Regions from separate parts of the Homo sapiens genome. Here region 1 is linked to region 2. Evidence: chromatin loops called from intact Hi-C (ENCODE). Cell type or tissue: heart left ventricle. All regions are shown on one strand. Each heading gives the region's core, and the rest is flanking DNA. Links, peaks and the distances in the headings are about the cores only.

The links. A loop is a pair of places that touch in the nucleus more often than their neighbours do. Peaks named below come from ENCODE experiments on the same cell type or tissue, not always from the same donor. Only the 100,000 strongest peaks of a DNase experiment are listed, where the experiment ranks them.
Region 1: a loop joins it to region 2, with 4 times the contacts of the local background. A loop is called at or near these places in 24 of 110 quality-filtered maps.

What each region holds. Positions count from the first base shown.
Region 1 is chr15:31,248,537-31,260,527 of GRCh38, reverse strand. No RefSeq gene overlaps it. Among named protein-coding and RNA genes, the nearest start is that of LINC03034, 24 kb to the right of the region's middle. RefSeq lists an enhancer at 4,035-4,607. In heart left ventricle, for the core only: no CTCF peak of the experiment used is centred there; no DNase peak of the experiment used is centred there.
Region 2 is chr15:31,302,009-31,317,709 of GRCh38, reverse strand. No RefSeq gene overlaps it. Among named protein-coding and RNA genes, the nearest start is that of KLF13, 17 kb to the left of the region's middle. RefSeq lists enhancers at 4,750-5,510, 10,352-10,937, 9,705-14,123, 14,218-14,520, 14,757-15,439. In heart left ventricle, for the core only: a CTCF peak has its summit at 14,424; DNase peaks (open chromatin) are centred at 11,059, 11,435 and 14,113; H3K27ac peaks cover 1,406 bases.

The sequences.
Region 1 (11,991 bases), core at 3,992-11,991, 53 kb after region 2:
GTGGCGCAATCTCGGCTCATCGCAATCTCGCTTATCACAACCTCTGCCTCCCAGGTTCAAGTGATTCTCCTGCCTCAGCCTCCTGAGTAGCTGGAACTGCAGGTACGCGCCACTAGCCCAGCTGATTTTTGTATTTTTTTTTAGTAGAGACGGGGTTTCACCGTATTGGCCAGGCTGGTCTCGAACTCCTGACCTCATGATCCACCCACCTCGGCCTCCCAAAGTGCTGGGATTACAGCCATGAGCCACTATGCCCGGCCTGCTTTGATCATTCTTAGGACCTATCTTTTGGTGAACACACACACACACACACACACACACACACACATATGTATTTCTGTTGGTTATATTCCTAGGGGTGGAATTGCTGGGTCATAGGCAAGCACATGTTCAGCTTTGGTCATGCACCTGTCTTCCAAAGTGATAACGCCAAGCCACTCTCCCCACTGCAGTCTGGTTTCTCTCCATCCTCAACTATGTTTGGGATTCAGTCTTTTACATTTTAGCCTTTCTAGTGGGTAGGTGGTGGCATTGCATTTTCTCCCTTCCCTCCCCTCCCCTCCCCTCTCTTTTCTCTTCTGTCTTCTCTTCCTCTTTCTTTCTTTCTCTTTCTTTCCTCTCTTTCTCTCTCTCTCTATCCCTCCCCTCCTCCTTCTTTCCCTCCCTCCCTTCTTTCTTCTTTTTTCTTTCCTTTCTTCTCTTTTCCTCTTTCTTTCCTTTCTCTTTTTCTTTCTTTTCATTATTTCTTCCATCCTTTCTTTTTCTTTCTTTTCTTCTTTATTTTCTTCTTTCTTTCTTCCTTGTTTCCCTCCTTCCCTTTCTTTCTTTCTTCTTTCTTTTTCTCTTTCTCCCTTCCTTCCTTTCTTTCTTTTTTCTTTCTTTCTCTCTCTCTTTCTCTCTTTCCCTCCCTCCCTCCCTTCTTCCTTCCTCCCTCCCTCCCTTCCTTCTTTTTCTTTCTTCTTTTCTTTCCCTTTCCTTTTCTCTTTATTTTTCTTTATTACAGCTGAGCTCTAACACCCATCTGAAGTGTACAATTCAATGAATTTTAGTATATGCAGAGTCATACAGCTATCACCACAATCAATTTTAGAGCATTTTCATCACCCCCAAAAGTAACCTTATAACCTTTAGCAATCACCTCCAACACCCCCTTCTCCCTATCCCTGGCAACCACTAATCTATTTTCTGTCTCCATAGATTTGCCTATTCTGGACTCTTCTTTTCTTTTCTTTTCATACAGGGTCTCACTCTGTCGCCTAGGTTGGAGTGCAGTGGCATGATCCCGACTCACTGCAACCTCTGCCTCCTAGGCTCAAGCAATCCTCCCACCTCCTGAGTAGCTGGGACAACAGGTGCACCCCACCACACCTGGCTTTTTTTTTTTTTTTTTGTATTTTTGGTAGAGATGAGGTTTTGCCATGTTGCCCAGGCAGGTCTCAAGCTCCTGAGCTCAAGCCATCCGCCTACCTCCGTCTCCCAAAGTGCTTGGATTACAGGTGTGAGACACAGCACCTGGCCTATTCTGGACATTTCATATATATGGAATTAGGTCATGTGTGGTCTTTGTGACTGGCTTCTTTTAACTAGCATGATGTTTTCAAGGTTCATTCATGTGGTGGCATGTCTGTCAGTACTTCATTCCTTTTAATGGTCAAATACCATTTTGTTGTACAGAAACATCACTTTTTGTTAATCCATTCATCAGTGGGTAGATATTTGGATTGTTTTCACTTTTTGGCTCCTGTGAACATTGCAGCCAATGAACATAGCAGCACATGACTAATGGTGCTATGAACATTCACGTCCAGGTTCTTGTGTGAACACACATTTTCATTCCTCTTGGAAACTCTACTTAGGAGTGGAATTGCTGAGTCAAATGGTAACTCTAGGTTAAACTTTTGAGAAACTACCAGATTGCTTTCCAAAGTGTCTGCGTCATTTAATATTCTCACTAGCAATGTATAAAGGTTCTGATTCCTCCACATTTCACCAACACTTATTTCCTTTTTTAAAAATTATAACCACTCTTTTGTGTGTGAGGTGATATCTCATTGTGGTTTTGACACACTGTAGTTTTGATAGGTGTTTCCTTGATGACCAATGAGGTTGAGCACCTTCTCATATGTTTGTTGGCCACTAGGACACGCTCTTTTGTGAAGGGCCCACTCAAGCTCTTTAACCAGTTTTTCTGTTGGATTATCTTCTCTCTTCTTGTTGATTTCTAGAAGCTCTTTATATATTCTGGACATAAGTCTTTTATCAAATATGTGTGTCACATATACATTCTCCCAGTTTGGTTTTTCTTTTTATTCTCTTAATAAATCTCTTGAAATTAGTTATTCATTTTAATATGGTCCACTTTATCCATTTTCTTCCTCTCCTCTTTCTCATTCTATTCTTCTTCCTCGTCTTTATCTTTATTGTCCTATTTGGAATCCCTTCAGTGACCTCAGAAGCCATCCACCCATAGTCCCTGTGGACATCAATTTTGCCATAAGGGTCAAGTATGGTGGCAACTTGCTGTCCCCAAGTCTTCTTTTTTTTTTTTTTTTTTTTTTTGACATGGAGTCTCACTCTGTTGCCTAGGCTGGAGTGCAGTGGTGCAATCTCGGCTCACTGCAATCTCTGCCTCCTGGGTTGACACCATTCTCCTGTCTCAGCCTCCCGAGTAGCTGGGACTATAGGCGCCCGCCACCACACCCGGCTAATTTTTGGATTTTTAATAGAGACGGGGTTTCACCATGTTAGCCAGGATGGTCTCGATCTCCTGACCTCATGATCCACCTGCCTTGGCCTCCCAAAGTGCTAGGATTACAGGCGTGAGCCACCATGCCCGGCCGCTGTCCCCAAGTCTTATCTTCAGTAGATGCTCCCTTCCAAGCAACCACAGGTGACAACTAAGTAATTGCAGTGCCACAGGTCACCAATGTCCTATTTTCCATGGGTAATGAGTTTATCTCTGCTTTCATATTCTCATACTCACACAGGTCAACAACCCAACCACAAAGACCCAGCTTGGAGGGTCTGTTTCCTGAAGCAGTACTGACTCAGCCTGGGAGACAGAAACCATGCTAGGTATTTCACATATTATGCAGAGAACCGATTACAAAGGTGTTGGAAGGATAAAGGAGTAGAAGGGAGGAGCAGGCCAGGGAACAAGAGGAAGAAGGGGAGGTACCCACAGATAAGAATCACTAGTACCCTTTGTCTTGGTCCATTCTGGCTGCTATAACAAAATATCATAAACTGAGTGGTCTATGAACAATAGGAATTTATTTCTCATAGTTTTAGAGGCTAGGAAGCCCAAAATCAAGGTACCAGCAGAATCAGTGTCTGGTGAGGGCTTCCTGGTTCACAGTCGGTGACTTCTTGCTGCGTGCTTACATAGTAGAAGGGACAAGGGGTCTCTCTTGGGCCTCTTGCATAAGGGCACTCATCCCCTTCATGAGGGCTTCACTCTCAGGGCCTAATCACCCCCAGCAAAGGCTTCACCTCCCAACACCATCACCACAGGAGTTAGGATTTCAATATATGAAACTGGGAGGGACACAAACACTCAACCCATTGCACCACTGGGCTAGAGCCCAGAGTCAGCACCTGCTGCTGCCCTGGTAGAGAAGCAGGGGCTGTGGGAGGAGCTGGCACTGCTGTTCTGTATCGAGGAGGATGCATCTTCTTTGCCAGAGCTGTGACTGCTGATAAAGGTGCCGCCTGTGCTCAGGCTTCTGGGGTCCCTAATCATCCAGCTCCTGCTGCTACAACTGCCATGCTGTGATACGGACATTCCTCTCTTCCTCCTGCCTTTGGAGCTCCTGCCACACCTCCTATGTTAGGTGCTACCACAGGGCCTAACCAGAAGCCAGTGGGTGAGGTGCCTGGCACATGCAGAAACCCCGGAGCCCCAGAGCAGAGCACAGACGGCGGGTGTGGGCAGCGACCCTGGCAGCCACCAGCACAGCCCCAACCAGGCTCCAGCCCCACTTGCCTGCTCTTGGCTCCTTGAAGCCCCGGGCTCCCCAGGGCAGCTGGCACGCCCTCCACACTTCTCCCCTGGGCTGAGTGCAGCTCACACTCTGGGTGTGGCACATAGGCCATTTCTGGAAGAGGCTTTCCTAAGCCCACAGGGGCTGCACTGTCTCCTGCTGCTGTTTTCTGCACATCTTCCTCACTAGAGGTGAGTTTCCTGAGGGCAGACAACAAACCTCACTTAGGCCCAGGCCATAAACACGGTGTATGTTTAGTGAATTTGTGAATTAAGAATGAAGGAATGTGGCTCACGCCTGTAATTCCAGCACTTTGGGAGGCTGAGGCGGGCAGATCACTTGAGGTCAGGAGTTCAAGACCAGCTTGGTCAACATGGTGAAACCCTGTCTGTATTTACAACACAAAAAATTAGCTGGGCTTGGTGGCAGGTGCCTGTAATCCCAGTTACTCAGGAGGCTGAGTGGGGAGAATCACTTGAACCCAGGAGGTGGAGGTTGCAGAGAGCATAGATTGCGCCACTGCACTCCAGCCTGGGTGGCAGCGTGAAAACTCACAGGCCTGCCGTTGGGAAAATTATAGAGTAGGTTGGGGGATTTTCTCTCTGGAGATCCCCTTTCCACACTCTCAATTTCTCTATTGCTTCAAGTTCCCGTCCTGACATCTGGCCACACCACACCGCCCTCCCTCAGGTCCTTCCTTCTGGCCCTGCACCTGGTGTCCAAGGGTGTGTAACTGGAACTATGTTGTCAATGGCCCAGACCCGAGCTTTGTGGCATAAAACACACAACTAGCTATTTATAGTCAGGGCTATTTATACAGAGTTTATGAAAAAATAGTTATGTGGTAGAACAAACTTGGAAAATTCAGGTTTAAGCAGATTAAACATGATCCTCTACTACAGAATTTCTCAGCTCCTGAAGACATTAAGGTGTCACTCCATAAAGGGGGCTCATTAGCTCAGTTCCCCAAACTTATGGAACCACAAACTCCTTCTTTTTAGGAACACCTAAGCAGAGTGTAGTAATTGATTAGTTATAACTTTAAATATATGTAATTGATCTATCTTTAAAGAGGTAACACATGCCCATAGAACAACACTCAATAGACAAAGTCAGGTACACAGAATAAAAAATGTGTCTTCCTTCCCGGCCAGCCACCCAGTCCCCCGCCCCAGAGGCAACCGCTGTCAGTAGCAGCATGCGTTTCTTCTCAGAAATGAGGCACAGCTTGTCACCCAAGATGGAGGCTTCCAGGAGGGCTGTGGATGCTTCTGGCTGCCCCTGCTCCTGGCTGCCCCTGCTCCTGGCTGCCCCTGCTCCTCCCATAGATGAGCCTGCTATGGTGGCCGCCACTGTTCTGCTCTGTCTAGCCTTGGGCCCACATTTATCCCTTTTTGTCCACTTTTTCAGAACCTGGAGGTGCTGCTGTTGCTCCTCACAGGTGGCTCCTGTGCCCCAGGCAACAAGCCAGAGGCACCAGTACCCTGGGCATGGCTCCCTTTCATTTACGACTCACTGTAGTTACTTTAGAGCCTTGGAGTGTTCTCTGGGATGAAAAAGATCAGGAATAGCTCTAGGCTGTGGCCTGGAGGAGCCTTGGGATCTCTTCATCCTTTGGAAGAAGGTGAGTTTCTTGGAAAATATTCCAGAAACGGCTCGAGCAGTTGTACCATGCTATTGTGCAAAAGAACGTCCAAAAACATCCTCACTTCTTCATGGCATGGACTTTCTCTGGAGTGGAGTGGGAGTGGTGCCAAGCACATGATGACAGAAGATCATAAAAACGGGAAATGGAATGGGTTTATTAGCTATTTGCTGCCGTGTAACCAGTTACTCCCAAGCCTTGCAGCTGAAATAACAAACTTTTATTATCTCATGAAGTTTCTGAGGGTCAGGAATTTGGGAGTTACTCAGCTCTGCAGTTCAGTCTCAGCATTGCATCGAGTTGCAGTCCAGACACACTGGCCAGGGCTGCAGGCATCTGAAGGCTTGACTGGGGCTGGAGGTCTGCTTCCAGCATTACCCAGGTGGCTGTTGACTAGAGGTCTCCATGGGCCATTGAGCATGCTCAAGACATGGTAGCTGGCTTCCTCCAGAGCAAGAGAGACAAGAGAGGGCAAGCAAGGAGGAAGCCACAGTGCCTTTCAGGACCTGGTCTCCAGAGTCACACTCAGTCACTTCTACCATGTTCTTTTTTTTTAAGTTGTTTTATTGAACTTTATTGTTTATAAATAAAATATCATAACACAGTTTGTGTAGTGTCACTGACACCAACTTCATAGTGAATTTTCTGCCTGAGATAATTCAATTTCAATGAAGGATCAGTGACACAGACATATTATGTATATATGATGTACATATGCATATATTCTCCACAAAATGTAATTTTCTGCATATAGTATGAAAGTGCTATAATGATTCATTTTGTTTAATGAACTCAAAATATAGCTAAATATATTATTGTGCATTAATTATAAGAATTAGTTTTCATGCTTTGCATAAGAAGTTTTTGGATTAGCATAATTTTATTATATATATTTTATTATACAATTTTAAAGTTAGTATGTTTGCTTAAAATATTTAATATATAACACTCATTGGCAAATGACAAAAGAAATCCCCCTGCAAAATAGCATTTTATTAAATGCTTTATTTATTTATTTATTTATTTTTTGAGACAGAGTCTTGCTGTGTCGCCCAGGCTGGAGTGCAGTGCCGTGATCTTGGCTCACTGCAACCTCTGTCTCCCAGGTTCAAGTGATTCTCCTGCCTCAGCCTCCTGAGTAGCTGGGACTATAGAAGCGAGCCACCATGACTGGCTAATTTTTGTATTTTTAGTAGAGACAAGGTTTCACCATGCTGGCCAGGCTGGTTTTGAACTCCTGACCTCATGATCTGCTCACCTTGGCCTCCCAAAGTGCTGGGATTACAGGCATGAGACACTGCATCCGGCCTAAATGCTTTATTATTTATTAAAACATTGGAGGATAAGTGCAGTGGCTCATGCCTGTAATCCCAGCACTTTGGAAGGCTGAGGTGGATAGCTTAAAGCCAGAAGTTTAAGACCATCCTGGGCAACATAGTGAGACCCCCCATCACCCCCCGCAAAAAAAAAGCCTGGGTGTTGTGGCTCACACCTGTAATTCCAGCACTTTGGGAGGTTGAGGCAGGCAGATCACCTGTCAGGAATTCGAGGCCAGCCTGGCTAACATGGCAAAACCCTGTCTCTACTAAAAATACAAAAATTAACCAGGTGTGGTGGTACATGCCTATAATCCCAGCTACTTGGGAGACTGAGGCACGAGAATCGCTTGAACCTGGGAGGTGGAGGTTTCAGTGAGCCGACATTGCACCATTGCACTCCAGCCTGGGCAACAAGAGTAAAACTCAGTGTAAAAAAAAAAAAAAGGAAAAAAAGAAAAATAAAAATTTTGGAATAGCTCTTCATAGGAAAGTTATCTCTTACTCTGAGTTCATAGTACTTGTGAGTCTAAAAATTTTTTGATTTTCCTGAAAAAGAAGAAAATAATTCTGGCTTAAGTTAGCATCTGGACTCTTCACAGATTTAGGTGGAAAAGCTAGAGGATTCACATTGAACATTGTATTTTGTAAGCCCCCAGCTTTGACCCTACCATGGTAGAGAGTTGCTAATGATTTCTCTTGGTGAAATCTAAGCTTTAACAACATTTCTAAGTCGCTGATGTATCTGAACCCATAAATATCTTTGGAGAAATGACAATGACAACATTTTGCATGATTTCTTTCATTCATTTGTGTATTAAAATAATTATCAAGCAGCTATTATATGCTAGGCAGAGCGCAAGGTACTGGGAATAAAAGAAATGACTATGACAAGATTACTGTCCTCCAGGAGCTGTGAGTTATTTGCAGATAGACACACGCTGTGCGAGAGAACAACCCCTAAACGTAAGTAACTATTTTTTCCACACTATCATTTCTCTACATACTATTCATTAGAAGTGAGTCACTAAGTACAGCCCACACTCATGGAGAGGAGATTTGATGGGAAGAATAGCAAAGCATTTGTGGACTATTTTAAAACCATCACAATGGGGATGGGGGACCAAACACGGGGCCAGCTAACAGCTGGTGGGTCCTGATCCATCACTAATAAGCTCTGTGATCCTAATTGATTAGCTAACTCCCCGGGCTCAGTCTCTCTCGTGCAGTCTGGAGATGATGCTACTATATCTGTCACAGGGCCAGTTGTTCAACACAGCAGGGAGGCAGATAGCAATTGAGTCAAGGGCGTGAGCTTTGGAATCAAATCCCTGCCCCCACCACTTCAAGTCTCTGAGCCTCAGTTTCCTCATCTGTATCATTACCTACATGCCAGGTTTGTGGAGAAATAACTTGAGGCAAGTATGTGTAGAGAATTGGTCTTGAGTGAGTCTAAACTGAGCCAGCCCAGAGACATCTATTTGCTGGAGAAGACAAGGGGTGTTGAGAAGGCATTTTGCATGTAACGCGACCAGTGGAAGAACATGCTGGAGGAGACCTTCGCCCCATCACCTGCAGGTTCTTGTGACCCCACAGGAAGCCAGCCTCCGCCTTCATCATTTTCCCCAGCTGGGCTGCCTTCTGGGAACATGACCAAAATTTTGGATCTGGGGGAAGAATTCAGCTGCTCCTAGGACTAAAAGCATTATCCCCAGACTGAAGCCAAAGGCACCCTTCACTATGATCTCTCACTGTTTGGAGATACATGCAAACAAATGTGGTCATATGGCCCTGCTCAAACCCTGGTGGCTTGGAACACTCTGGAAGCCACCTTTCGGAGTGCACATGGGGCACATGGAGACTGGAGTCCCAGCTTTGAGGAGAATGCTCAGCTCAGGACTGGGTGCTCCAGGCTCAGAATCAAACTTTTGTGAAGTCCAAAATCAGTTTTAACCCATGATTTCTGGGCACCTATCTCTGAGGATCTTCAAGTTTTTCTGGAAGGCGAGTAGCATGTCAGTGGCAGGATGTTCTATTAGGGGCTCTAATAAGTTCTAGCGATCCTGTTCCTCTGGGAGCCAGCTCTGGGTCTAGGGGCTTACTCTGAAGCAGGCTCTGTAATGCAGGGTGCTGCTGGAAACTGGAAATATGCAAGAAACTGCCTGCAAGGATGTGCAGTTGCACGCACAGCGACTTGGGCAAGTCCCCACTGGAGAGGCTCGACCCTCTGGTAACCCACGGGACCTGATTTTACCTTCCTATGGGGAGTGTTTGACAGAAGGGCTGCTTGTCCATTGCGCTGAGCAAGTCCTCCAAGGTCTGCAGGCCCCTTCCCAGGCAAGGCTGCATGCCTGAGACAAGGGAAAAGAACATGGAACAGCCAAAGACTTCCTCTCCGCCTTGAAATCATGCATTTTTGCTTTTTTTGTTTCTAAAACAGAATGGAGAGAAGCCCACGTCTCAAGACCCGAAGTGAGCCTAGGATTTGAGGTTGTCTGTCACCTCAGGGCCCAACCTCTGCCCCAAGGGGGCAATAAGAGGTTGGGACACTCCTCTCTCTCAGGACCCCAGAAGTCAAGTGTGGGTACAGGCAGCCCTTCTGCCATTGGCCCCAGGCTGGGTCAGTGACTCCAGTCTTGGGCATGGAGTAGTGCTAAGGGTTAGAGAGTCTCACCTTCATGCTGGACAGCACAGCTCACATCTAGGCGGCACTTGGCACACTAGTCTTTACATGAAAATTGGAGTGAGTCGTGGATGGTGCTGGCCTCTTGGCATCCCCTAAACTCTGTCTTGCCACTGGAATGTGCAGAGAAGAAGACCACTCTGGTTTTTTTTGTTTGTTTGTTTTTAATTATACTTTAAGTTCTAGGGTACATGTGCACAACATACAGGTTTGTTACGTATGCATACATGTGCCATGTTGGTGTGTTGCACCCATTAACTCGTCATTTACATTAGGTATATCTCCTAATGCTATCCCTCCCCCCCTCTCCTCACCCCACGACAGGCCCTGGTGTGTGATGTTCCCCTTCCTGTGTCCAAGTGTGGAGACCACTCTGTTATGTTAGATCCAAGAGTCGTCCTGAAGTAATCAGGGCTGGAAAGGAGGCAGCCTAAACAAAGATAGCTGTGTGTTCTGTGTGTCTTTTCTGCCTCTCTGTCTGTGACTGTCACACTGTGCCGTGACTGGACCATGAGGCTGCTGGCTTTCACGCAGGCTGCACATGGAGACAGCAGAAAGCACAGGCTGCCTCCCTCCCTGCCCCTCAACAGGGGGACCACCTTTGCCCTGGCAGGGACTGGAATCAGGCAGAAACCCGGACATGCAGAGGTGACTGGCCTCAGATCAGAGGGGGACCACAGCCCAAAGGCTACACAGAGGGGCAGGCTGTGAGCTGTGGGAACCGTCAGGCACCCGGGGTTCCCAGGCGGAGGACCATGTCCTTATGCTCATGAAGTGACCGACTGGAGGAGAATGCTTGGAAAAATATCCGCCCGACCATGGAGGGTTCAGGCTCTGGTGTTCCTCTGCATGGGTGTGAGTCCCAGCTCCACCACTCACCAGCTGCAGGGCTCAGGTGAGGGATCTCAAGTTCGCTGAGCCTCAGTTTCCTGAGACAGAGTAATGCCCAGCAGAGGGTAAGTGCTACCTAGGGTCTCATGTTGTCACTATTAGATGAGTCCTAGCGTCACCATTGTGATGCAGCCCATGGAATGAACATGAGGGATGAAAAAGGAGCATAGCGTCCCTTCAACTCCTTTATTTAAAAAATACACTTCTCGGATCACTTGAGGTCAGGAGTTCGAGACCAGCCTGGCCAACATGACAAAACCCCATCTCTACTAAAAATACAAAAATTAACCAGGTGTGGTGGCGGGCGCCTGTAATCCCAGCTACTCTGGAGGCTGAGGGAGGAGAATTGCTTGAACCCGGGAGGTGGAGCTTGCAGTGAGCCGAGAGGTGCAACTGCACTCCAGCCTGGGCAACAGAGCGAGACTCCATCTCAAAAAAATAAAAATAAAAATACATAAAAAATACACTTCTCTGCACGGAGCCGCAGTGGAGGGCACTTACTCAGAGGCCTGCAGGGGTGTGGTGGGTGAGTGAGGCCAGCTGTAGGGGCTAAACCTGGACCTGAGCCCACCCCTCCCACCAATGGCAGCCTGTGGGAATGCCAAATCATCAAGTTTTTCCTGGCAGGATAAAAAACTGGTTTTCTGCTATGTGAAATCCTCAAATGTTTAATTCAAAATCTGCAGGGGCTACCTGAGAGTGGCCCAGGGGAAGCCTGTGCCTGCCTGGCCTCTGAAGGTCAACCTGGAATGGCCTGGGGCAGGTAAAGTGTTCTTGAAGCTTTCTGCTGGGCACACCCTCTGAGTGTGCCCAGGCGCAGGCATGGTGAACAGTGCAGTGTTAGAGGCACAGGCAGGAGGCCCTCCAGAGAGGCACAGGCCAGGCTCTGGCGGCAGACAGCCTCCCATCCGCCCTCGCTGGCTGCAGGGAGGGGTGGAGGCTGTTGGGGCACAGAACGCTTTCTGCAGCCCCTCTCTCCTTATTTTACCCCAGGGACCTGCTCTTTGCCATCTTCCCCAGCAAAGCACACCTCCAGGAAACTCCCTGAGCCCAGCCCAATGAGATAAGTCCCCATCCCAGGGAGAGTTGTCCCTTAGCGGGAGCAAAAGGCTGTGGAGCCCAAGCACGAAGATTTTGTCATCATATCTCAAGCGTGGGCTGGCAGTTGGGTGTCAGGGGGTATGTGAGGTGACAGTCTCCCCCTAGTCCATGGATTTGAGTGTTATCATCGTCACCATCACCACCACCCTACCACAATAACGGCCCTCTGGCCCTGCAAAGCGCTGAGCTTCTGGTGGAAGGAGGGCATTCCTCCTTCTGCTGTCTCTATGGTCTTCTCTGGCCCTGGAGAATGTTCATGGACTCCAATGGCCTCTGAGGGCCTCTGCAGGGCCCACCTGCTCAGAGGCTCAGAGAGAGACCCCAGAGAGAGGCTGAGCCTATCCACACCAGCCCTGAGTTGACAGCATGGCA
Region 2 (15,701 bases), core at 7,702-15,701:
GGAACTCTACACAGAAGGTGCCGTTCATTCACATGTCCAGGTGAGAAAACTCAGCCTCCATCAGGCCAAGAGACTCCGAGAGCCACACGTAGCAAGATGCAGAGCCCAGGCTCTTGGCCTAGAGTCCTTTCACCTCACACTGGTGCCCCCACTGCCAGCCTACAGGAAGCTAGCCAGTTAACGCAGGGACTTACCAAATCAATTCAGGGAGAGCCAGGCTGGTTCATTCTGGGCTGTCATGGGAATCCATTCTAATGAGTGTTCTTATTAATGGGATTGGGAGGATTTATCATGAACAATGTAGGCTATGATTGCCTTGAATTCTGGGCTGTTTGCATCTAGAGCTGAAAGATGGCAAGGATTAGCCGTTCCGATACACATGAAGTTTTTCTTTTTGTTACTGCTAAAGTGAGTACCAGTCAGTAGCATCTAGGCACCATCAAATCACAGGAAGTGGAGCTGGAAATGAACTGCTAGGTCACTCATGGTCAGGTTGAGCTCAGCAATCAGCACACATGGTCTGTTGTTAACCTGGGGGCGGCAGGCAGTGAATCCTCAATCTATCATGTTCTTCATGTATTCAGTTAGTTTTATGGGCCCTGGGCTGTCTTTGTAGGACAGTATATTGAAGAGTCAGGAGCTCTTGCCCTGATTTTATAGTTCAACAAATTGATTTAAAATATTTTCAGAATATAGGTCTCAGTAGTTCTTTCTATCTGAGCCTCTTTGAACTGGAGCTTTCTGATTTGGTATGGGGTGTGAACTTGTTTCCTGTGTAGAGCAGAGAACTGCACCAAGAGGGATGTTAATATTCCAGGAATAAAAAAAAGACTGTTTTCCCCTCAATGAAAGAGAAAGGAGAAGAAGTTAAAAATCAGATTTAATCATATTACAGGAAACTTGAGAGCAGCCACAAGGCTGCCATTTCCAACCTGAAGTCACTTCCTGAAAGTCCAGAAATCATTCCCACTGGAAACCACTGACTGGGACCCTTTGAGGGGTCTGCATTGGGTCTGGTGGGTGGATACAAGGTAGATCCTTAAACAACTCCTCTCCAATGGGGTAAGAATGCCCATGGCTCTCAGCCAGCTCTGGGGTCAGTCACCAGCCATCTCCCCTTGGCGCCCGGTGCCTTGGATGAGCAGCCATTCAGGAAATAGGTGCCCAGTCAATGGGGGAATTCTCCAGCCACATCTGTGGTCTCCTTGAAGTCTCTCCTCAAAGACCTTTATCTGCCCAGGTGTCATTATGACGCGGTAATCCTGGACTGAGACAGCTCAGCTCAGGAACTGCAGCCTGGATTCCTGGGCCTGCTGACAGTGAGACATCCAGGGGAGCTGCCCATGAATGTAACCACCCCAGCGGTGTGCACACATCTCTACTACAGTGGCTCCACCGCGTGCCTGCAACACAGAGAGGACCGGCTGGCATGGGGGCTGCCCCTGATCTCAGGGAGACCTTCAGTGCAAGCAAGGAGGGACCAGGGATCCCCTGAGCTCATGGCCCTGCTGAGCTGAAGGAACCCCCTGCTTCAAGGCAGAGATTGTTCATACAGTGTTGTTGCAGTTTCTTAAAAAATGGCCAGTCCGGGCACGGTGCCTCACATCTGTAATCCCAGCACTATGGGAGGCTGAGGCAGGCAAAATCATTTGAGGTCAGGAGTTCGAGACCAGCCTGGCCAACATGGTGAAACCCCATCTCTACTAAAAGTACCAAAAAAAAAAAAAATTAGCTGAGCATAGTGGTGCACGCCTGTAATCCCAGCTACTCAGGAGGCTGAGGCAGGAGAATTGCTTGAACCCGGGAGATGGAGGTTGCAGTGAGCCAATGTTGCACCACTGCACTCCAGCCTGAGCCACAGAGTGAGACTCGGTCTAAAAAAAAAAACAAAATGGCCACACACTTATTTGATGCTCCTGCCATCGAGTCTGGGCCACTGGTGACTGCTTTGGCCTAGAAGGGCAGCCTTGTGACTTCCAAGGCTGGGTCATAAAAGGTGGGGCAGCTTCCTCCTGGCTCCCTGGGCACGGGCACTCACACATACCTCTGCTTGGGGCACTGAGCTTCATGTAAGAAGTCCAACTACTCAATCTGGTGGGTGTTTGGGGACGGGCCAGCTGAGCCCAGCTTTCCCTCCATCCCTGACACAGTGCCAGGCATGTGCATGGGGCAGCAGGTCCTTAGCTTTCCAGCCCTGGGTGTTCCAGCCCTGATCTGTTGGAATCATCCAGCCTTACAGACCTCCCAGCTGAGGCCTCAAATGGGAGGAGCAGAAACAGATCATCCCTGCTGGGCACTGTCCAAATTCTTGACCCACAGAAGCAATGGTTATTGCTTTAGGCCATTACGTTTGGGCTTGTTTGTTACACAGCAACAGTAACTGGAACAAACAACTTGGTTTATAGTTTCTTTTTTCTTTTTCTTTTTTTTTTTCTTGAGATGGAGTCTCCCTCTGTCACCCAGGCTGGAGTGCAGTGGCACGATCTTGGCTCACTGCAACCTCTGTCTCCTGGGTTCAAGCGATTCTCCTGCCTCAGCCTCCCGAGTAGCTGGGACTACAGGCACACGTCACCACACCCACCTACTTTTTTTTTGTATTTTTAGTAGAGACGAGATTTCACCATGTTGGCCAGGCTGGTCTCGATCCCCTGACCTCGTGATCCACCTGCCTCAGCCTCCCAAAGTGCTGGGATTACAGGCGTGAGCCACCGCGCCCAGCCTATAGTTTCTATAAACCAAGAAACTACTGGTCAAGTGCTCAAACACAAGAAAAGGATCCCTTTCAACCCTGGGGGGAGCAAATGTAGTCAACAGACAGGCTCCAAACTGAAAAACTGAGAAGCAGTGATGCAATCGTGCTGTGGCTGGCAGAATTCTAAGATGGCCCCAGGATCCTGCCTGTGGTCTGTACTCACCTTCTTTCTCCCAGTTAGTCAAATACTCGGTGTTTCTGTGAAGGGGTTTTGCAGATGTGATCAAGGTCCCAAATCAGTTGTGGGGGAACAACCGGTGCTGCTGGCCTTGGGTCTGACGTCTGCACTTGACGGGTGGGCTAAGGCATTTTCACGGGGATTTGACCTATACCACGTTTGACTTGGGGACCGACTTGAGACTTCCCAGTACTTGCGGCTGCCGGGTGGGTCCCCGCTGGTGAGCTATCTGCCTCCTCACAGCCAGCTTCCTCTGAAGGGAGGAGGGGTGCCCATCCCACACCACTCTTCCACCTGGCCACTGTCCACGTGGGGTCCTTGCGGCCCAGTCACCTCCTCAGGGAGATGACAGGGATGATGGCTGTCTCAGACCTGGCCCCTCTGACACAGTCTCCATAGACCCATGCTTCAGTACCTGCCTTATTGTATCATTATTTAAATGGAAAAGTACTTAAAAGCATAATAAGTTAAAAATTGCTGATAACCTTCATTTTCTTCAGGAAAGAACCATTTCTTCACTCTTTTCTGCCATCAACAGACTAGTTTTCTCTTTTTACACATTATGACGGCCACTGCTAATTGTTTACTGTTAGGCAGCTATTGCTGCATAACCAAATACCCCAAAACGTAGTGGCTTAAAGTAACAATAAACATTTACTACCATGTTTGCAGTTTCTGTGGATTTGGGAGTGGCTACAGTGGGGGATGCTGGCTTGGGGTCTCTCATGAGATTATAGTCATGACATTGACTGGGGCTGCTGTTGCCCCAGATTGGGGTTGGAGAATCTGCTTCCATGACAGTAACTCACACAGCTGGAAAGTTAGCACTGGCTGTTAGTGGGAAACCTCAGTTCCTTCCCACTTGGACTTTTCCACAGAGCTGCTTGAGCATCCTCATAACATGGCAGCTGGCTTTCCTGACCTAGAGCAAGTGATCAAGAGGGAACAGCTGTTCTTTTTATGGCCTAGCTTCAGACATCACAGAGCATCACTTTTACCCTATTTATTAGTTGGCTCTTCTGAGTTACTAAGTCTGGCCCAGATTCAAAGGGAGGGAAATTTGGCTCTGCCTTTTGAAGGGAGAAACTTCCAAACATTTGGAGACATCTTTCAAAACCACCACACCTGTCCAGTATCTGTTATTCCCTTCCTTCTGTAACTGTATTCTAAGCAGCAAGGTACCTGGCTAAAAAACATTTCCCAGCCTCCCTTGAAAGAATTGGAGGTTACTGAGATATAAACAGAAGTTGTTAGGTAAGGCTTGCCAAAAGCTTTTTAAGAATGGGAACAAGTAGCTAAAATGTACCCTTTGCCTCTTCCTGTTACTGGCTGTTTGGAATGCAAATGTGATAGCTGGTACTCCAGCAGCCATTTTGTGAATATGAGGCAACTCTGAGACTGGAAATCATATGCTAAAAATCAAAGGGAAAGTGGAATGAAGCCTGGGTCCCTGGTGACATCATGGAGCCTCCCATAACTTACTTGGACTGCCTAACACTGAACTTCTTTTATTGAGGGGGGTGGAGGACTGACATTTCTTGATATTTCTTGATATTTAAGCCAAGGTTACTACCAGATAAACACAGATCCTGGCCGAGCACGGTGGCTCACTCCTGTAATCTCAGCGCTTTGGGAGGCTGAGGTGGGTGGATCACCTGAGGTCAGGAGTTCGAGACCAGCCTGGCCAATATGGTGAAACCCCGTCTCTACTTAAAATACAAAAAATTAGCTGGGCGTGGTGGTGGGCACCTGTAATCTCAGCTACTTAGGAGGCTGAGGCAGGAGAATTGCTTGAACCTGGGAGGCGGAGGTTGCAGTGAGCTATCACACCATTGCACTCCAGCCTGGGCAACAAGAGCCAAACTCCGTCTCAAAAAAAAAAAAAAAAAAAAAAAAAGCAAAAAACCCACAGATCCTAAAAGATAAGCTCACCATAGTTCTTTTTTCACAACTGGCTTATATAGACTCCATCATGGTATTTCTAGGCCCTCTTCCTTCACCGTGGGTATATCTTCCCAAGGGCCTCTGAGCAGAGATAAGGGGGAAAAAAATACAAATCCCTGACTCGCCAACCTCCCTGGCAGCTGGGCGTGCCAGGAGACCACACTTGGGTCCGTGGGATCTAAGGGCCCAGCACGATATCTGTGATTTCCAAGAGACCCCGAACTGGGAGAGAGGAACCCTTGCTGCCTTCTGCTCTCCCTCCACCCACTGCCCGGGACCCAGAGCCTTGCCGGTGGCCCAGGAGCCCCCCACGGGCAGAGGAGCTTCTGCACCCACCCTGCTGCGTCCTCCGGCTACATAATAAGAGAGAATAAGGAGGTCCTCTCTTCCCGCAGCAGGGCTGCCCCTCGCACATACGGCCCTCTCCAGTGCCAAGTCTGGACCCAACGCAGCCCCTTGCGAGGATGCAGTGAGCAGAGCTCACCAGGGGGCCTTGGGAGCTCTGCTGGAGGGACCTGCAGAAACAAGGCTTGGGGAAGGACAACTGGATGCTCAGACAGGAGGACCACCTGGCAGTGACTGCTGTGGGCAGCCCCCTCTCCTGGCTCTCATCCTTTCTCTTGCAGATGCTGCAGCTGCCCCTCTCTGCTGGCTTTGCCCCTTTGGCTCTTAGCATCCCAGGGCTTCCTCTCCTAGCAGCCTCATGGCTCAGCTTCAGCACCCTCTGCTGACTCTCTGAATCTGCAGGGACAGACCCATTGGGGGAGATCTGGTGGGCAGCTGGTGGCTCTGCCATTGGTTCTCCCAGCAGGCCACCTTGCAACCCTGGTCAGCAGAGTGGGCTGCCCCGGGGAAGATCTCAGATCCAGTCTGTCAGGGGAGCACGGTGAGAAGCACGCAGCTGCAGCCAAGAAGCTTCTGGGGCCCCCAGGGGCTGCCCAAGGTGCGCTGTGCAGGGCAGAGGCTGGGCTGGAGTCCTGGCTGGACTGCCCCAAATGCCTGGCGCCCTCATCCTAAAGTGGGGAGCATCGTCCTGCCTCTCATGGGGCTGCCACATAAATATCTCCTCGGTGCTGAAGAGGGCTCTGCAAGGCACTTGATCCACAGGAGACGACCACCCGGGGCTGCAGCAGGGTGAGAGGGCAGTGCCCAGAATGCCAGGACTGTCCAGGACACATGCCTTCAAAGTCAGGGGATACAGCAGAGAGCCTAGCAGCTCCTGTTTTTCTCCTCAACATTCTGTTTCAAAAATTTTCAGCTGGTCGCAGTGGCTCACGCCTGTAATCCCAGCACTTTGGGAGGCCGAGGCAGGTGGATCACGAGGCCAGGAGTTCAAGACCAGCCTGGCCAACATGGTGAAACCCGGTCTCTACTAAAAATACCAAAATTAGCCGGGAGTGGTGGCACACGCCTGTAATCCCAGCTACTTAGGAGGCTGAGGCAGGAGAATCGCTTAAACCTGGGAGGTGGGGGTTGCAGTGAGCCAAGATCACACCACTGCACTCCAACCTGGGCAGCAGTGGGAGACTTTGTCTCAAAATAATAATAATAATAATAAATCAACCAGAAGCCAAAAGAGTAGTGCAAAGAACACGCTTTACTCTGATTCGCCGGCTCTTCAGTGATTGCCATGTTCACTGTATTTCTCTTTCCATCTCTCTGTCTATATCTCTATATTTTTTGAAATGATTTGAAAGTCAGCTGCTGACATCACAACACTTTGCCCTACACATTTGCAAAAAAGGAGGACTTGCTCTTGGATAGCCGCAGAGCCTGTATTGGACTGAAGAACTTTATTGTTAATCTATGAATATTGTATAATATGCAGACCATATTTACATTTTTGCAATGGACTCTTAATCTCTTTTCTATCCAAATAGCTCCTTTTTTTTTTTTTTTTTTTTTTTGAGATGGAGTCTTACTCTGTCACCCAGGCTGGAGTGCAGTGGCGTGATCTTGGCTCACTGCAACCTCCGCCTCCCAGGTTCAAGCAATTCTCCCACCTCAGTCTTCTGAGGAGCTGGGATTACAGGCGCCTGCCACCACGCCTGGCTGATTTTTGTACTTTTAGTAGAGACGGGGTTTCACCATGTTGACCAGGCTGCTCTCAAACTCCTGACCTCCAGTGATCTGCCTGCCTTGGCCTCCCAGAGTGTTGGGATTATAGGCGTGAGCCACTGAGCCTGGCTTAAATATTGCTTCTTTATCAACCAAACTGAGATCTCTGTCTTCAGAATGCTGCACTCTCACCCTGGTCATACCCCATGTTAGGGCTTTTCTGGAGCCTACCCACCTCTTCGGGGTGTGTTGGGAGAGTGCCGGTGAGGGTGGAGAAGGGAGCTGCAGGGACCAGAACATTTCATCCTCTCACTGCCACCGTTGTCTGTAAAGATACAGCTAAGCTCTGACAAAGGCACCGTTGGTTTTCCTGCCCTTTAAGAAGTTTGCTTCCAGGACCACAGACCTCCAGCCCCACTCTCAGCGACCCTAGGCCATGGGGCTGTTCTCAGGCTCACAGCCATCTGTAGCCCTGCCCCCACCCAGTCACCCTCCCATCCTTTCTTAGAGATAAGACAAAAAAAGAGTACCCCTCGTCTTCCCCCAGTGTGCTCTCCAGAAGGCAGGGGGTTATGTCTGGAAGAAATTGGTGATTACTAGGAAATCGTCTACATTTGTCCACCCATCATGACACCAAGCACTCAGGCTTCTCAGGCTCCTGTCTCATCCCCACAGATTGAATTTGGTCCCCACATCCCCAAATTTATGTGTTGAGGCCCCAACCCCCAGTGTGACGGTGGCCTTTGGGAGGTGATTAGGTCATGAGTGCGGAGTCTTCAGGATAGCATTAGTGACCTTTTTTTTTTTTGAGATGGAGTCTTGCTCTATCACCCAGGCTGGAGTGCAGTGGCACAATCATAGCTCAATGAAACCTCTACTTCCTGTGTTCAAGCAATTCTCCTGCCTCAGCCTCCCGAGTAGCTGGAATTGCAGACGCCCACCACCAGACCCGGCTAATTTTTGTGATTTTAGTAGAGTTGGGGTTTCGCCATGTTGGCCAGGCTGGTCTCGAACTCCTGACCTCAGGTGATCCACCTGCCTCAGCCTCCCAAAGTGCTGGGATTACAGGCATGAGTCACCGTGCCCAGCTGGATTCGTGACTTTTTAAGAAGAGAGGGAGGAGAGAGAAGAGAGAGAGAGAACATCTCCACCATGTGCGGTAACAGGAGGAAGACGGCCATCTCCATGCCAGGGAGAAAGCCCGCTGCTGGCGCCTGGATCTTGGACTTCCCAGCCCCAGAACAGTGAGAAATAAGCCACCCAGTCTGTGCTATTTTGTAATAGCCTCCTGAGCTGATAAGACACTCCATGATGCAGGAATTAGGCCCCCTGCACAGGAGGGAAACCTGCTGCAAGAGACACAGTGGGCCACACAAAGCCACGCCCGGGACCTATGTTGGAGCCTGTTGATCTGTTAGATCAGTTGACAGCCAGTTAAACAAACAGGGGTCTCCCATCATAAGAGGTTGGCAGGTGGGCCTTCCCAGGGCCAGGGAAGTGGCTCAGGGGTGCCCACAGGGACCCGGCTCCTCTACCATCCTTAAAGTGTTGGCTTTCTGCTCTAGAGACACTTGTCACTGCTCCAGGTCTGCAGCTGGAGTCAGAAGCCCGGGGAGGCTGGTAGAAGCCAGCAACCTGTGCCCTCCGTAAGAAGAAGCTGCTTTTCCAGAAGACTTCTGCTTCACTTTACTGGCCACAGGGTGCTTGTCCCCGCCAGCACTGGGGGAGATGGGGGAAGCAAGTTTCTGACCTGGCAGCTCTTGTAGGGGAGGTGGCACCGGAGAGTGGCTGGGCACATCCATTGGATCAGCCCATCCAGTGTGGGCCACCCCCGGGGTCTTATTACAGACCCTGAATTCTGACTCAGTTGCATAACTTGGGACAATTTGGGGAACTCATTCAAATTCCAAGTGCCCTTTAAGGTTTAATTGGATACGTAGCAAATGAGCATGCTCTGAGGTGTGGGTTTTTGCTTTCCCAGTAGTGGGGGAGCAGAGGATGAAATGTTTCTAATTCCACAACTCCCTTCTGCCTCTCTGAGATGTCCCAGGGTTTTCCTGGTGAGAATTGTTAGCCTGTGTGTCCGAGGGTTTTCAAGCTCACTGTAAGCTTGATCAAGGCAGCTCTGACCCCCAAAAGCTTCCTCGCAGGTGCGATGGGGGAGTCCCTGGGACCTAAAAGGAGGGCAAGCACCGGTCCTTCTCCCCACAGCCTGCAGCTGGCTCTGTCTTCCCCCACAAGCTGAATGGTTGTGCAGCAGGGGTGCAGGCAGGGGAGGGTGGGGCCCAGGCAAGGGCTCAGCTCCTCCTGGGCTGTGACACTGAGGTCCCGCCCACAGCTCTCCTGCTGGCCCGGCCCACCTGCAGCCTCTCCTTGGGGTCTTCCCCACACCTCCCTTTCTTGTTGAGGCTGCTGGGCCTTTCTCCTCCTGAGCTCTGGCTTCTGCACCTGCTGCATGTTGATCCTTCCCACAGCCCTGTTTCCTAGTCATAGTGTCACCTCCAGCTGGGCCAACCTTTCCCCTGGGGGCTGTGCTCCTGGCTCCTCAGAGGACACACCTCTACCCCAGTCCACTGGGTGCATCATGGACTCCTTTGACCTCCCTCTGGTTGGTTTTGGACTTCAGGGAGTCCCAGCAGGAGATCCCCGGGAGAAAGAAGGAGGGAGCCTCCCCCAGAGTCTCTGCAGGTGGGCTGTGTCCCTCAGGAGCAGGCGGTGGCTTTCAGGGCTCCTCTCCTCATGCTGTTTGCAGGTTTGCTGCACAGCCTTCCCACCCCAGGGTGACTCAGTGGTAATGGCCCCCTTCCCTGCTCTGATCTCTGGAGGGGATGGCCTTCAACACAGCTTTTCCTACACAGTTCCTGTCTCTGTCAAGGCCTCAGGAAAGGCCGCTGCCTGCGGGTGTGCGGAGGCCTTCGCATCTGTGACTGGCACGGCCCTAGCCCCTTCAGGTGAGCCAGAGGCAAGCACTAGTTAAGACTTTCTCCTGTAAGTCAGAGTAGCGACAACATTTGCATTTGGAATACAGTCGTGAAGTTAATTTAGTTTCATGAGCGCTGGCTGAATGCAGGCACTGAGGTGGAGCTTCTGGGCTAGGTACCAGGTGCCAAAATGCAGGTGCTCACAGCCGGGACACAGGACCATGCATGGAGAGAAGGCAGCAGGGCTCAGGAGGAGCTTCTGGGGAAGAGGAGGGGTGCACAGGGCTCGGTGGGCTAACAGGAGTTTGTGGATCCATAAAAGACACAAGGGAGTGGTATGTAATGGACACAGCCCCAGGACCAGTGAGGAAGGGGGAAGTGCTCCACAAGGAAGGGGAGGCCACTGACGGCAGGCACCCCAGGGACGCAGCGAGGGCGGAGGGCACTGTGCTTGCCGCCAAGGCAGCTGGATGCTGTGGCAAGGCCATTGAGGAGAGAGAGAAAGGACTGAGAAGCTCAGAAGGGAAAGGGGAAAGGGCCAGGGGAAACTCTGGGACCGCTGTGAGAAGCATGCCCCGAGGGGCCGGGACCTTCAAACCTCGGCTCTGCTGTGTGATACTGGGCTGGCTAGTGAACCTCTCTGAGCCTGTTTCCCCATTTGAAGAGTAAGAAAAACACCTGTTGTGAGCGAAGCATCAAATAATGCAATGCTGCAGCGTGGGCGCCGCACGCTTGGGGTTTGTGGTTTTCTTCCCTCTTCCAGCCTACACTGGTGACCTTGGAGTCCTCACCTCGCCATGGCCAGCCCCAGGCCATCCCCCCAGGCCCTTTGGGAACCAGGCAAGTTTCCCCCACCACCCACCCCACCCCTCACAATGTGTTCTGGATGATGCCCAGGGCCTCGGGGTCTGCCCCTGGCTGTGTCCTAGCAAAGGCATCAGGCGCGGCGCAGAGCCTCGAGGCAGCCGCGGTGCAGGGAGCAGGTGCTGGCAGCTGCCGTCAGCCCCACAATGTGGCTTTTGTCGGCCGGGGTAGCTGTGGAGCCCAGGAACAACCAATGTCGGGGAACAATTCCCAAGGCTCAGCCTGAGCGAGGCTGCAGCTCTCAACAAAGCCACCGAGAGCCGTTGGGCAGGCGCTTTTGTCATGCAAATACAGGCGGGGGACCGGCGCACTCCCCTGCATGCTAACCACTTTGTGATTCAGAGGAAGCCAGGGCCCTCCCGGGAAAGGCGGTGGCTCCTAGCTTCCCTGGGCCTGCCCTGCCTCTCCCATTGTCCTCTCCTGCACCCGGCTTGGTGAGCATCATGCTGGGCCTGGGACGCAGGCCCGGAGGCTCAGAACTCACAGTCTGACCAGGAAAGATGCAGAGGCTGGAGGACATCACCCCAAAGTGTGCAGCTGGCCTGGAAGAAGGAGACTGGGGAGCTGGGAGAGGGCTGAGCGAGGAGACCCCTCCGAGCAAGCCAAGCTCCCAAGTTCGGACCAGCCAGCCCGGCTGAGGACAGCATCTCATGGGGGAGAGCCTCAGGGGCAGAAGGACTGTGCATCCCAAGGCCCCAATGGGGTGGCCGGTGACTGGTTCCAGGAGAGCCTGGCTGGTGTGAGGAGGGCCAGTCTGCGGGCTCCTGGTGCACAAGGCTTGCATGCTTGAATGGGGCTTGGAGAACAGGTCAAGGGTCCAGGCCCTCTGGGCGGGGCAGGTGCCCCAGGGCTGGGCCTGTGTGCCCTTAGGAAAGGGCCTGACAGGGGCCTGGAGACTCAGGGTCCATCCCGACCCCACCCCACCAGCCCAGATGGCTATTTGGCATGTTGCTGAGTTTTTCTGAGCATCTGTGTGCTTATCTGTAAAACCAGCATCGGAATAAGCTCCATTTTAGGGCCACGGTGAGACGAAATAAAATAATCCAGATAAAATGTTGAGTTCAGTGTTCAGCATGTACTAGGCTCACAATGGATGATATCAACGGACAGCAATTTGCAAAAATTTCCAAACTTAGAAATGCAGATACTAATTTCCCAATAATGCTACTTCTAGGAGTTTATTCTACACATATTCCCACATGTGCAAAATGACATATGTTCAAGGTTATTTTTCACAGATTTGTGATGACCAGAGATTGGAAACAGCCCAACTGTCCATCTAGAGAGCCTGGTTAAATAGATGATGGTCTGTCCATCCATGTCACAGAGTAGTCTGCAAATGAAACAAGAACGGGGTGCCCTTTGTGCACTGACACAGGGATCTGACCTCACAAGGAGACACAAAGGAAGGACCCCTGCACAGCCAGTGCCTGTGGCCCAGAGTCGGTGTCCTATGAAAGGAATGGGGCCAGTATCTTGGGGACCCAGGCAGCCTGCTGGGCAGGGACAGAAGGTCCACTGGGCCCAGGGAAAAGGTTGGGGCAGCAGGAAGGGCAGTGTGCCCATTTCTCTCTCTCTCCTTTCTTCTCTCTCTCTCTCTCTCTCTCTCTCACACACACACACACACACACACACACACACACACACACACACAGAGAGAGACTTGGAGATAGAGACTTTCTCCTGCAAAAACAGACCATCTTGGGCAAGGTGGAGCACACAGCTCTGTAGGCTAGAATAACACAACCAGTCACCATAGCAACAACAGGGAGTTGTAATTTTCAGACTGTGAGCTGCGCCAGAACCCAGGGAGAGGATGCAGGCCACCAGCAGGGCTCCCTCCGGGCAGGTGTCTCTGTAACCCGGGGAATGGAGGCCTCAGCCACCTAACCTGTAAAAGTAGGATCTGATCCGCACACCGCTGCCCTGTGATGCCTTGGAGGAGAAATTGAGAAAGGCTAGGAGCTTTGAAGCAGGCTGAGGGCTCTCCAAAGCGTGAAGGCTGTTAGCCTCTCCCAGCACGCCCAGCGGGGATGCCTGGTCCCCTTCTCTGCTCCCGAATGCCCTCATTAGAGACGCCTGTGTGCAGCCCTGAATTTCTATCATAAAAGCATCTTTCAAATGAATAAATAATGACTAGAGAAAAGGAAGAAAGCAGATTGCATTTCATTGGGCAGGAAAGTTGCTTGGTCTCTCGGGGCTATTTGGCCAAGCTGCCCACAGGTGCCCACTGCGTGAACACAGGTGTGAGTCCCCACCAGATGCTGTTCATTGCTTTCTAAGTACCCTCGCCCCCACCTCCACCCCAACCCCAGCCCCATCCCAGCCCTTCCAGCTTGCAAAGTCATTCTATCATGGCTGTCTCTCCAAAAAAGAGCCATTTCCCAGGAAGGCACCACCCTGACCACTGGCCTTGTCCCGTGGCATGAAGCCAGCGTCACTCTGGACATTGCTGGCTGAGCTGGTTGGACTATGACTGTGGTGGCCAGCACCTCCCAGGCCTGACCCTGCAGAGAAAGGCCGAAGATGAACTCTGACCCCTGGGTGCAGCCACCCCAGCCAGCCCAGCCAGGCCCAGCGGGCAGCACCCCTCTGTCCCCATGGGCCTGGGATGCAGTGTCCCATTTTCCCTGGTGAGACTGGCCTTGTGGGCTATACAGGGGGCAGGAACTAGCAAGGCTATTCAGGGCCTCACCGAGGGGAAGGGCCACTGTCTCCATGGCTGCCAATTTCTGGCGACGTCCCCAGTGGTCTTCCTCCTGCAGGTTCTCAGGCGGTGCCCTCCCACTCCAGGCTGTGCCTGGCTGGGGGGTGGGGGTGCAGGCCAGGCTGGCTCCGGCTCCCACTCACACTAGTGCTACAGGGCTATGGTCCCATCCCTTAGCTGGGCTAGAAACGGAGAGGCGCTAGGCTTGGGGCTTGGGGAAGGGTCCATCTTCAATAGCTTAGTTCTCAAACTGTGTTCTGGGGTGGGCAGGGAGGGTGAGCCACACTCCACAGGCAATGGTGAGTGCTTGAAAACGCCTTTTACAAACTAGTGAAAACAAACACAGGAGTATGCTGAATAGCACACATCATCCCATGACGTTTGAAGGCAGAGCAACATCTCTTGCAGGCAGCTCTGCAGGGGGCCCTCTTGGGCCTTATCACTCTCAGTTGGTGGTAGACAAAAGTCTGAGACCCCCATCGCATGAATTTGTGTTCCTGTCACTTTTCACATGCATTCATGCTGGTGCATGATCTCTAATCTTTATAGGAGTCATTTTATCTCCTTTGGAGGGATTTGGGAGTGAGGAGTTGAGAGGCAAGGCTTTAAAGGAGCTTGAGGTCACCTCCCCTCACCCACTCCCAGGTGGAGTCAGCCCCTGAAGCCCCTCTTCCAGCCAGGTAGGCCTGGTTGTGGCTCGTGGCTCCGGGAAGGGAAGGCTGTGTGGGCGGGGTGGTTGTGTGGGCGGGGTGATTCCTCTTGGCTTGGCTCAGGGGCCCAGCGCTGTCCCAATCTTGTTTGGGGTGTGGTCTCTTTTATGCTGTATAATGACTCAAAAAAAAAAAAAAAAAAAAAGACCTTGTTCTTGAACAAACCAAGAATATCTGTCCCAGCATAATGACAGAAATATTGTGACAAATTAAGCATCTGTCATTGAGCTATCAGGCTCTATTTTAGGTTAAACCTGCTTAGAGATTACGCTCCTTTCAGCTCAGTGCTGCCTCCCACTGTGCCCTGTAGGCACTCTGAGGCTCTGGGGACAATTGTTGGGCCTCACCGGGCCCCAGTGGCTCCGTCTGAGATTCAAGGGGGTGGGCTTAGCCCCTGCTCAGACACTTGCGGCACATCCAGCCAGCCTAGGGAAATTTCATCTACTTCTCCACAGTCCCCATCCCCTCTTCGGCACCCCCATCTCCCACCTAGGTCCTAACGGCATGTGGCACTCAGCGAGCTCCAACTCTCGCTGGACAGTGGGAGTTGTAAAGGGAGCAAGGTGCCCCTGCTTGTCCCTGGCAGAGAGAGCCCAGGGACCCCACGAGGGGTCTAGAGGTCTAGAAACAGGCATGCACCATCTCCTTTCTGGGCCAGGGCCGGAGGGACACACACAAGGCAGCTGAGGGGGTCGAGGTCACCTTCAGGCCACTTGGGGATGGTCTGGAGCCTGTCCTGCTGTGTCCCTCAGCCCCCTCCGTGCCTGGAACTGGCCCTACCCCAGCAGCCCCCCATTCCTAGAGGAGACTCCAGTGACTCGATTTCTCCAAGGATCTCTGTATTTGCAGTGCTTAGTACTTTATCTCCCCCACCGGTCTCAACTTCACAGAAGAGACAACTGCCACAGAGAGGCGACCTGCGTGTGCTTCCCCAGCCACTTCTAACCTGCCGACCTCATGCCCTCTTCCCTAGCCTGCAGGTCCTCTGCCAGCCACACCTGGGGCCATGACGTCCCCTCTCAGGGAAGAGCCAGGGACTCCTGCTCTACAGAAGCTCACCCCTGGGTGGCTTGGACTCATAGCCAGGCCAGGGAGTGCGGAGTGGCCCCCCAGCCAGACGCCACATTGCATTTTGCAGAATGCGCCATTCCGCACGGCCCCCGCACACGCTGCTCCCTGGCCTGGAATACATCCTTGAGCATCCTTTTTCTGCTCTGGGAGCCTTCTCTGCCCACACACTCTCCTGGCAGCCTGGGCACTGTGCAGTTATTTAGGGCTGTTCCTGTTCGTTTGCCTCCTCGGCTTCCTACCAGACTGTGAGCTTCTTGGGGGCTGGTCTGGACTCAGGGGACCCAAGATGGGCCTCATGGTGTCCAGGGAGGGTGTGCAGACCTCCCTCTGTCCCACAGTTCCCACTGGTCCCCTCTATGCATACAGAAAGGTCCAGATGGCGGAGAATGTTCCAGGCCCAGAAGCATCTCTTCAATGATCCCTTCCTGAGTAGGGGTGTCCATAAGGTGCTGTCCCCTAAGTTCCCAGAGCCCCTCACGGCTGGGGCCTTTCTCCA